Linked DNA regions of Homo sapiens: region 2 is linked to region 1. The links are chromatin contacts, found by Hi-C in ENCODE. All regions are on one chromosome and are shown on one strand. The core of a region is the stretch at or near the end of the contact, and the rest is flanking DNA. Distances in the headings are between cores, read along the strand shown.

The links. A loop is a pair of places that touch in the nucleus more often than their neighbours do. Pooled maps may share reads with other maps.
Region 2: a loop to region 1 is called in a map of heart right ventricle, with 2.3 times the contacts of the local background. The contact joins two enhancer-like sites. A Hi-C loop is called at or near these places in 10 of 168 maps with a recorded cell type or tissue (IMR-90, PC-3, Right ventricle myocardium superior and 3 more) and 10 of 50 pooled maps.

What each region holds. Positions count from the first base shown.
Region 1 is chr11:12,887,165-12,892,397 of GRCh38, forward strand. The region is part of intron 9 of TEAD1 (TEA domain transcription factor 1); the gene reads left to right. Among named protein-coding and RNA genes, the nearest start is that of TEAD1-AS1, 33 kb to the right of the region's middle. RefSeq lists an enhancer at 1,747-2,255. Within about 2 kb of position 2,332, at least 19 of the 41 ENCODE cell types and tissues checked have a DNase peak (open chromatin) inside an H3K27ac peak, as active enhancers do; they include heart right ventricle, where a contact is called at or near this core.
Region 2 is chr11:12,505,697-12,510,929 of GRCh38, forward strand. PARVA (parvin alpha) reads left to right here. Exons shown (of 13, transcript NM_018222.5): 7 at 2,888-2,946. Among named protein-coding and RNA genes, the nearest start is that of PARVA, 130 kb to the left of the region's middle. Within about 2 kb of position 2,516, at least 6 of the 41 ENCODE cell types and tissues checked have a DNase peak (open chromatin) inside an H3K27ac peak, as active enhancers do; they include heart right ventricle, where a contact is called at or near this core.

The DNA.
Region 1 (5,233 bases), core at 1,082-3,581:
TGGCTCACTGCAAGCTCCGCCTCCCAGGTTCACTCCATTCTCCTGCCTCAGCCTCCCAAGTAGCTGGGACTACAGGCATCCACCACCACGCCCGGCTAATTTTTTGTATTTTTAGTGAGACAGGGTTTCACCGTGTTAGCCAAGATGGTCTCGATCTCCTGACCTCGTGATCTGCCCGCCTCGGCCTCCCAAAGTGCTGGGATTACAGGCGTGAACCACCGTGCCCGGCCGCAGATTGTTAATAGGATCTATATTTGATTTTAGTGGACATGTGAGGGCCTGAAGGTTGGTTCTTGTGCTAGAGGGAAAAAGTGGTGGCTGACCAGTTGAAGTGATGGAGAATTAATAAAATTATTTAAAGCATTTGACAGTATCTTAAGTACCAGCCTCTCAAGTTATATACTGTGTGCTTTATTGGACAAACACAACGTGCTATTACAATCAAGGTATAATGGTACTTCAGGGCTAAGGTTACACTGAAAAATTTGTATCATGTAGATAGTTTCTTTGGCTCTTAGAGTTTTTGTGACTTCTCAGACTTTAATTTTGCTATAGTTTTGTTCCAACAACAGAAACATTAAGGCCATCTAAGATAAACTCAGCTGATACATTTTAACAAATTTGGGCATACAGTACTTAAAATATAACATCCAGCATTAACCACATTAATTTGATAAGCGAACAAAGTGACCAATAATTAAAGGGCCCTAAGTAAGTTAAACTTTGCATTTGAATTCTCTAGATGTTTGTTACAGACAGACATGTACATATGTTTCCCCCTACTTCTTTGTAACGGCTTAGGCTCATTAGACCCAAGGGGTTATAAAATATTTTTAGTAGAGAAGAGAACTTATAGGTAGTGCTGGCAAAAAAAGAAATTATGTAGCCAGGTTCCATGCTATTTGTCATTAGTGACTTCTTTCATCTTTATTGAGCTCTGTGAGGTAGGTTATTCTATTCCCTTCTACAGAAGAGGCTTGGAGAGATGCTGCCTTACAGTAGCCAGCTTTGCACCCCAGCCTGCCTGTAGCATCTCTTAAGACAAGATAAGACATGATTGCTGGCTGGGTGTGATGGCTCACGCCTGTAATCCCAGCACTTTGGGAGGCCAAGGCGGGTGGGTCACTTGAGGCCAGAAGTTTAAGACCAGCCTGGCCAACATGGTGAAACCCTATCTCTACTAAAAATACAAAAATTAGCTGGGCATGGTGGAGGGTACCTATAATCTCAGCTACTCGGGAGACTGAGGCAGGAGAATCGCTTGAACCCAAAAGGCGGAGGTGGCGGTGAGCTGAGATCACGCCACTGCACTCCAGCCTGGGTGACAAGAGTGAAACTCCATCTGAAAAAAAGACATGGTTGCATACTTTGGTACCACCAAAGCCAAGAGAAGAACCTTAGTTTATCTCCTCCTTAGTCTGAAGTGGCCTTAGAACCAGCATTTTCTGAAATTTACTCGTTGGCTCACCACATATGTCACCCTTGCCAACATTGAAGACTTCCTCACAACCCCACCACTCCTAGCAATAGTGATGGCCAACATTTACTAAATATTTTCTGTATGCCAACACTATGCATTATCTTATGTAATCCTTATGAAGTAGCTTGCCCAGTGTTAGACAGCCAGCTGACATGGGAAGTAGGATTCAGATCCAGGTCTGTTGACTCCACATCCTGAGATAGTGACCAAAAGGCTATACGGTCCATTTGTAGCTGATGAGTAGTCTGTTTTTGTAGCCCAGGGCCGTAAGGAGCTAATGGGAGAATAATTAGGGGGATGATCGCCCCCTGCTGGCTCTGTGTCATGTGTAAACCAGACGGCAGCTTCCCCAAGTTGGTGGTGGTTTATGTTGGAGGAGAACCAGCGAGTCAGTCCCTCTGTTACCTTTGGCTCTACTGGAAGCTAAGAGAAAAACAGCAGAGGGTGAAGAAAGGAAGGAAGAGTGTAAAAAACAAAGACTATTTTAGTTGGAAATATACTTTCTACATGATTTCAGTGTTGCATATCAAAGGATCTCAAGTGTTAAGTGTGATATCCTCCACCCAGGGTGGGCTATTTAAAAGGGGCCTCCCTGAAATCAGGGTCCAGTTTCTGGAGGCCAAGTTAGGCAGATGAAAACCCGGCCTGGCTGAGCTGTCAGCTGAATCCTGAAAGTACACAGGGAGTGGTTTTCCTGATAAAGCCTGGAGTGATGCCTCCACCTCAATTCTGGGGCACGGCGGGTTCCTCCAGCCCCCCACCAGGGCAGCAGCTGGCAAACCCCTGCCTGCTCAGACTGCCCGGTCACCAGGCTGTGTGTCTCATGCCTGTTGTGGTCTGGATGCCATAGTGAGCAGGAGCCAGGAAGAAAGCACAGAAAGGATTTACTCAGGCGGGAGTTACACAACCAGAGGAGGGAAGAGTTGGGGGTGGAGAAAGAGGCAAAGAGATTGTTCTCTTTAGATTTTGAGGAAGCACTCACTGCCTTGCAGAAGAGAAGTTCCATGATACAGTAGAGGAACAAACCCGATCAGGGAAGGCACACGTTTGCTCAACATATGAAACTCATTTATTTTTATTTTTATTTTTTTAATTGAGGCAGGGTCTCACTGCATTGCCCAGGCTGGAATGTAGTGGCACAATCACAGCTGACTGCAGCCTCGACCTCCCAGGCTCAAGGGATTGTCCCATCTCAGCCTACCAAGTTGCTGGGACTACAGGCATGCACCACCACACCCAGCTGATTTCTGTATTTTTAGTAGAGATGGGGTTTTACTATGTTGCCCAAGCTGGTCTTGAACTCCTGGGCTCAAGCGATCCACCCACCTCGGCCTCCCAAAGTGCTGGGATTACAGGTGTGAGCCACCGTGCCCAGCCAAGCAACTTATTTATATATTATGTCAATAATGATCATCACCAGCACTTATGAGCTCTGTATTAGTATGCTGAGCATTATGTCCAGTCTGTACATAAAGGAACCGTGGCTCAGAAACGTTAAATAAAGTTATCAAGCTCTACCTCCAAAAACGGTGACTGTGCCAAAGTTTACCACCACTCTGTATTCTTAACCATGTCACTGTACTTTTGAAGAAATAAAGACAAAGTTCAAAAGTTAAAAACAGCTGCCTGCAAAGTAGGAGCTCCCCAAGCAAGGCCAGACCTCTGAGGGCCTTCCACATTGGGTAGATGGTTACTCTGGGTTTCCTCTGAGTTCCTATTCCAACCCATGGAAAATTGTCTTCCACAAAATCAGTCTCTGGTGCCAAAAAGGGGACCGCTGCTTTAGAGCCTATCTTTCATCATGCTCTAGTGGCAGCAAAGAGGTGACTGATACTAGAATTCTTAGCAGCTGTTTGAGATTTGGGGCAGATTACCGCAGCTCAGCCTCAGTTTCCAGTCTGTCTTAAGTGGACATAACAGGATCGCTGCCATGCTTACTGTGATGATTACATTTAGTAATATCCCTGAACATACTGAGCACTCCACAAATGCTTCTGAACCTGAATGTCTTACAGTAATGTGAAAGGAAATTGAGCCAGAGCTCTGGACAGGGATCAAGCTTGCGAGAATGTGCTCACTAAGTGCTTTGGACTCTACTGAAATTCTAACAGGAGTCAGAATATTTTTCAATTACTTTTGAGATGGAGTTTTGCTTCGTCGCCCAGGCTGGAGTACAGTGGCACAACCTTGGCTCACTGCAACCTCCACCTCCTGGGTTCAAGCAATTCCCCTGCCTCAGCCTCCCACATAGCTGGGATTACAGGCATGTACCATCATGCCTGGCTAATTTTTGTATTTTTAGTAGAGACAAGGTTTTGTCATGTTGGCCAGGCTGGTCTCAAACTCCTGACCTCAAATGATTTGCCTGCCTCAGCCTCCCAAAGTGCTGGGATTACAGATGTGAACCACCATGCACGGCCTCAATTAGTTTTTAAAATCAATTAAACTTTTCATAAAGGTAGTAAATTAATGTGGTCAAAAAATCTCCAAGCATAAGAGAATGGAAGGGAGATGTCCCTTCCTTCTCATTCCTATCCTACCCTTAAGTAGGTAGCCACTGCTACTATTCTCTTATGAGGCTTTGTAGTGATTTTAGTGCATATACAATCTAATATGAATATGTATTCTCCCACCCCACCCTGCTTTTTAAAGAGAGGATGTGATCTAATTTGTGCTTCAGGAACACGATGGCTGCATCAGGTGAGAGCAGGGGCTGGAGGAAACTATACTGTTGGCCAGCTGGTGGCTGATGAGGACCAAACCAGGGCAGGGGCCATGGCTGAGGAAATGGCAGAGGGGAGAGATGTTATGGAGATAAAATTAAAAAGCCTTGTGGATTAATGAGCTGTGAGAAGAGGAGGATAAATGGTAATGACTGGGTGTTGGAGACCAAGGATGCTGATAAGATTTGAAGAGTCCTGGAACAGAGGAGGAAGCAGGATTGCTAAGAACTGACTTGATGATAATGCTTTTGCCTTTCATTCTCAAAATAAGCTTGTTGAAATACCTATTAGAGACAGGAAAGCTCAGAGAGTTTAAGTAACTTCATCTGGGACCTGGCTAATAGATGGCAGGGTTGACTATTTGAACTTTGTCTGAATTTCACAGTGTATGAGAAAATGACACTTACCCCACTATCTGGGAAAATGGGAAGGGCAGGGATTGTTCTCCATTCACAGATGGACATTTGATTTGGGCTCCAGGACAGGAGAGAGTTCCTGAAGGGTCACCTGGGCTTGGTGATGGCAGCCCCTCAGCCAGAAGGAAGGGAGTTTTGCTGCCTGGTGTTCTGGCCCTTATCTTTATTCCAAGGGGCTGGACCTCCTGGACGTGGATGTGGGAGTTAGCAGTCTTCATAGTCAGAGGGAGCCCAAGGTCTCCCCTCTGGGGGACTGGCAGGCCTGTGGTTGAGCCCGCATGGAAGGTCTGTAAATATATCCTGCAGATAACATGATTCTTTCTCGTAAAGGCAGTTGGTCAAACGTGGGCCCAAGGATGATTTAATTTCACATTTTTATACTTCTTTCAATGGCCTAAATTTACAGATCAACTAAAATTCCGTTGTCAGAACACAGATCCTTTCTTGGTTTGGAAAATGTGACCAGGACAGCTCTAAGGAAATATGACATTAATGAGGCCTGTGGAAGAAAGAAGAGGGGGATGGCTGTGCATGGGGGATTAGGTTGGAGACACAAGATAAAAAGCAAGGTTTCAGCCGGGCGCAGTGGTTCATGCCTGTAAACCCAGCACTTT
Region 2 (5,233 bases), core at 1,266-3,765, 380 kb before region 1:
ACTAAGCATTTTATGTCTGCTATGGATATGTGGCCAACTCAGACTACTCTGGTTCAAGCATCTTCCTAGTGAGTCCAGGTCATCTCTGTCATGTTATTTTTACCAATCAATGATGTGTGAATGCAATTCTTTATGTTTTTAAAAACTACAATTAGGGAGGCAGAGATGAATAGGTGGACATCGTCCCCATAGGTGGGAGCACAGAGGATTTTTAGGTACATGTCACTATACATTTGTCAAAATCCATAGAATGGACAGCACCAAGAGTGAACCCTAATGTCAGTTATAGACTTTGGGTGATAGTGACAGTATCAATTATAAGCTCATCGGTTGTTAAAAGTGTATCATTCTGGTGTAGGATATTGAAAGTGGGTGAGGACAAGTATGTGTCAGGGCAGGGAATATATAGGAAATCTCTGGAAATGTCTGTACCTTCCTCTCAATTTTGCTGTGAACCTCAGACTGCTCTGGAAAATATAGTCTGTTTTTTTTTAATCATGGTTCCTGAAACAGTTCATGAAAGAGTACTTTAAAAGTGACCACATATCACTAACATTGAAATTTTTAAAAATTATTTTCATAAGTAAACATACTGCTGTTATATTCATTTATAATAGCTCTCTTATCACTAGAGGAGATAAATACTTTTATGTAAATTGCCCTTCTTTATCTTCTCTTTTGTGACAAATCCAGTCCAGTTCTTTGTGCATGAATTTGTTGAACATCTTAAGACTTTTCTTATCAGCTAGAATAAACAGCCCTCTAACAGAAATAATAAAATCTGCCTGCTGGAATTACTACAGACTGAATGATGACTGAAAATGTGAGCAGGAGAGAGGGGGCTTCTATTTTGAAACAGTGGTCATTGCAAGCCTGTGTCTCCTGCCTTATTTTGAGCTCAATTATAGGCCATCAGAAGCCTGTTGTCAGTTTAATTTCTCCTGTAGGCTGTTTTGTTAGCATGAGGGAGAAAAGAGGACATGTTCCATAAAATGGCATTAATGCACATCAGGTTTTATGGGGTGTTTTTGCTTTATCAAGTTGAACAGGCACAGAAGCAAGACTCAGAATTGGTGGTGAGTCACAGACTGAACCACAGGGAGAACTCTTTAGGGAACAAATAATGGGTGGAGGTGAATCAGGATGCTGTGTGAGGGGTTATTGAACCCAGATTTCTTTTCCATTCTATGCAGAAGCATTTAATTTTGCAGAAAGTTGGAGATGAGGTTTTACGTCTATGAATGGCCATGCAGGACAAGGACACAGATTCCATTAACCCCACATGAAAACACAGCCTGTGTTGAAACTGCATGTGGAAAGAAGTCCTGATTTATCTTCACCTGGTCCTCTTTAAATGATAGATTTTTTTTTTTCTTTTACCTCCTTTTTTGTTTTGATTAGTCCATTCTTAATCTAAGCCAGATAGACTCTTGGTCTTATCCAGTTCTTCCTTTCTTCTGTAAAAGTATTTTGCAAGGACTCTGGGTTCTGTGGAACTTTGGGCAGGAGGCTCGAGAAGGCAGGGCTCAGATGAGCCACCCAAGTTCAGAGGCTCCTTCCTTCTTCACGCTCATCTCAGCCTTGGGGAAGATGCATTTGCTTGGTCAATCGCTTGCTATGTCACAGCATCCTCCAGGTGTCTGGTGCTGGTGGTGGAGGGACGTAGTAGAATGAATCTCCCTCCTCACACCCATCAGAAAGTCTTCCTGCACCCCAACATTACCTCCTTCGTCAGCTCCCATGCCCACACAGTGCTTTTTAAACCCTCCAAACTGGCACTCAGAGCTGCCCCCTGACTGATGGCAGCTGCCCTCCCCTGGATGGCCTCTGGAACACATTTGTGCGTCCTGCCTCTGCCTCTTGGCTGGGGCCATTCCTCCCATTGAAATAACCCCTTCTCAGTGTCCAGCTCCAGGGCCCCCTCCCCTTGGAAGGTTTCTCTGACCATTCTAGCTAAAAGTGCTTGCTCCTGGCCTGCATTCAGCACTTTCTGCCGAGGGTGACCACGTAATCTATTATTCATAACACTTTTGAGATGAAAGGGAATCTTACTAATATGCTGGGACATCAGGGATAAACCAGGACTGTTTTGGGGAAACCATTCTCAGGTGTCTACTTCTTCTATCCCGATTGACTTTAGCTCCTCAAGGGCAGAAACTATATCATATACTCCATAGTATTTGTTCTAACTCCAGCACAGGGCCTTGTACATAGAGGGCACTGATTAATGAAATAAACAAGAAAGAGGATAAGTTGATGGGAGAAGTGTGGACAGATGGATGGATGGATGGATGGACGGACGGACGGACGAGTTTCTAACATGCTTAACCTTTTCTCAGAGAATAAGCTAGTTACCTGAGTGAGGACTTACTACTTATTTAAAAGCTCCCATATTTATCAGTTAAAAAAAAAAAAAAAAAAAAAAACCAAAAAAAAAAACCCTCTGCCTCTTGTCTGAATTCCTAGTTGGCCTCAGTTCCTCCACCCAGCCCCCCAGTTAAATGTGTTTCTCAGCTTCCCTCTGTGGCCCCAGCTGGAGGGCAGACACACCCTGGCCTTCATTTCCATTTGGTTTATTGTGGATTACTCCAGGAGGCAAACAGTTTGCTTCCAGCAGCATGTCTTCCAATAAAGAAAGGAAAGATTCACCATCCAAGAAACAGCCTACTTGTTTGGACTAAACACTAATTGCACTTGCGTCCTAATGGTTCAGTCCAGTCCCTGAAAATCAGGACCTCCTTTCACTTCCAGCATTATCTTATCTTGGGTGCATTTCTTAAACACCAGTAACTTTCTCATTATCAGGAATGCTCATCAGTGTTTCTGTATTTTTCTAAAGCATAGTTTTCTCTTCTCCTCCCAACCCCTTTCCCCACCCCCATTTCAGAAACGAGAAGGAATCCTCCAGTCTCGGCAAATCCAAGAGGAAATAACTGGTAACACAGAGTATGTCAACACCATTGTTGCCAGCGATTCTGTAATGGAACACAGATGTTTCTCTGAAATTCATCCATTTGCTGATATTTAGTTTTCATTTATTGGGATTGCAGGAGGGATTAGACTTCAGCCAATGATTATAGTTTAGCCTTTTCCATGCATTCAAAACATGCCTCTCAATGCTTAAGGTACAAACTTGGGTGGGGAAGTAGGGAGACGGAATTAGCAGTGATTGAAAACTTCTAATTTTGTGCCACTCCAGGAAAAAGTGTGCCCAAAAAAAGCCAACCCAGCATGAAATCGTCATGCCATAAACACTGGGTTGAATTTAAATTGTTAACCTTCAAAAGGACGTTTTTCTTCCTTTTCTGAATCTGATTTGGGCATGTGCCATGACCCAGAAAGCCTCTCTACCTTAGATTTGTCTTTTGGTTTGGGGTGGTTTTTTTTTTTTTTTTTTCATTTATTTTTAGAAATTGGGATATCAGAACCTATCAAAATTTTGCCATGGGGAACAGGAGTTTTCTCCTCAAGCAGAAAAAAAATTCATAGTGTGGGGTGAGTTTGTGATCCCGAGAACTGCACCCTGGCCCCATGCAAAGTCAGGCAGTTAGCTTTCAGCATTCCCTGCTCCCCAGACTTTTCTCTGAGTCCCCCTTGAACAAGAGCAGCATAGTGCAAAGAGCAGAGGCTGCTAAGCCAACCCAACTTGAGTTCAAATACAGGCTCTGCCACTTACTCACCAGGTGAGTCCCTTAACCTCTCTGACCTCAGTTGCCCCACCCAGAGAGGTAGGAAAGATTTACTGTGGTCACAGCTGTGACTTCGTTCCCTTGCCCTCTGTAGCTGCTGTTCCATCTTTTCTCCAGCACAGCTGACCCGTACCTGCCAAGCCCATCCAGTCTCTAGGAGGTTCCTGCCCTCTGCCCAGCCATGACTGACAGGAGTCTGGGGCACTGCCCGTCTAGATCACATTGTGTACATGGCTTAACAAGGACTAAGGGGCGTGGGCATTCCAGGCCGAGACTAGGGGCCAGAGATGTAAAGTGGCCTTTCCCAAGATGCCCTGTTTATGGCCTATAGAGACCCCATCAAGCAGCCTCTGTATCACCTCAGAGGCCAGTCTTGGTAGCTGAAGGGTCAACTGATCTATAGGGCACACCTTGGCCTTGGTTCTGTGAGGGATGGGAGGAGCCAGGCCTGTTGGGAAAGGAGAATTCCTCACTGTCCCACCGCCCACCACCCCTCCCCTATGCTGGGCTTGCCTGTGCCCACTATTTCACCTCTGGGAAAGAAGACGACAGAGCAGAGAGGAGCATGGCCTGGGAGAAACTCCCAAACCAGGGAGTGTGAAGTTTCAGATTATTGAACAATCTCTCGGATGCATGTTATGCTTTCTATGGTCCCTCTCTCTGCCACAAAGACATAAACATGGATGCAATGTCCTAATAATGACAACACAGTACAATTTATGGGACACTTTCCTATCTATTGATATTGATAGTAAACACATGAAGCCATGATTACACCCCCTAAAACCCCACAGCCCAAGGGTGAGGAAGGAGACTGTGCCCTTGGTTTATCCAGCACTTAACTCCAAGTTCATTATTCTTTCCAGTGCACTACTTGCAAGTGCTCACTTAGTGGGTGACAGGTGTGCTGATGGATAAACCAATATAATAATCATTATGAGAACCAAAAGTGTATTTGGAAAAAAGTGTTTTGAGCATTTACTACATACTAGGAATTATGCTAAAATATTTCTAGATATTAAATCATTTAATAATCACAACATCTGATTTAAGTATTTACCATAATTATCTTCATTTTAGAGATGAGAGACCTGGTGCCCAGAAAGGTTCATTAGCTTGCCCAAAGTCACTGTATGAGTTTTTTTTCCACACTTCTGATAAAGACATACCCAAAACTGGGAATGAAAAATGGTGAAAAATGGTTTAACTGGACTTACAGTTCCACATGGCCGGGGAGGCCTCAGAATCATGGCAGGAGGCAAAAGGCTCTTCTTACATGGTGGTGGCAGAGAAAATGAGGAAGAAGCAAAAGAGGAAATCCTGATAAACCCATGGGATCTCATGAGAATTATTCATTATCATGAGAATAGTATGGGAAAGACCAGTCCCCATGATTCAATTACCTCCCCCTGGGTCCCTCCCACAACACGTAGGAATTCTGGGAGATACAGTTCAAGTTGAGATTTGGGGAGGGACACAGCCAAACCATATCAGTCACACAGCAAAAAAATCACTCAGTGCAATTTAAACCTCAATGATGTGTC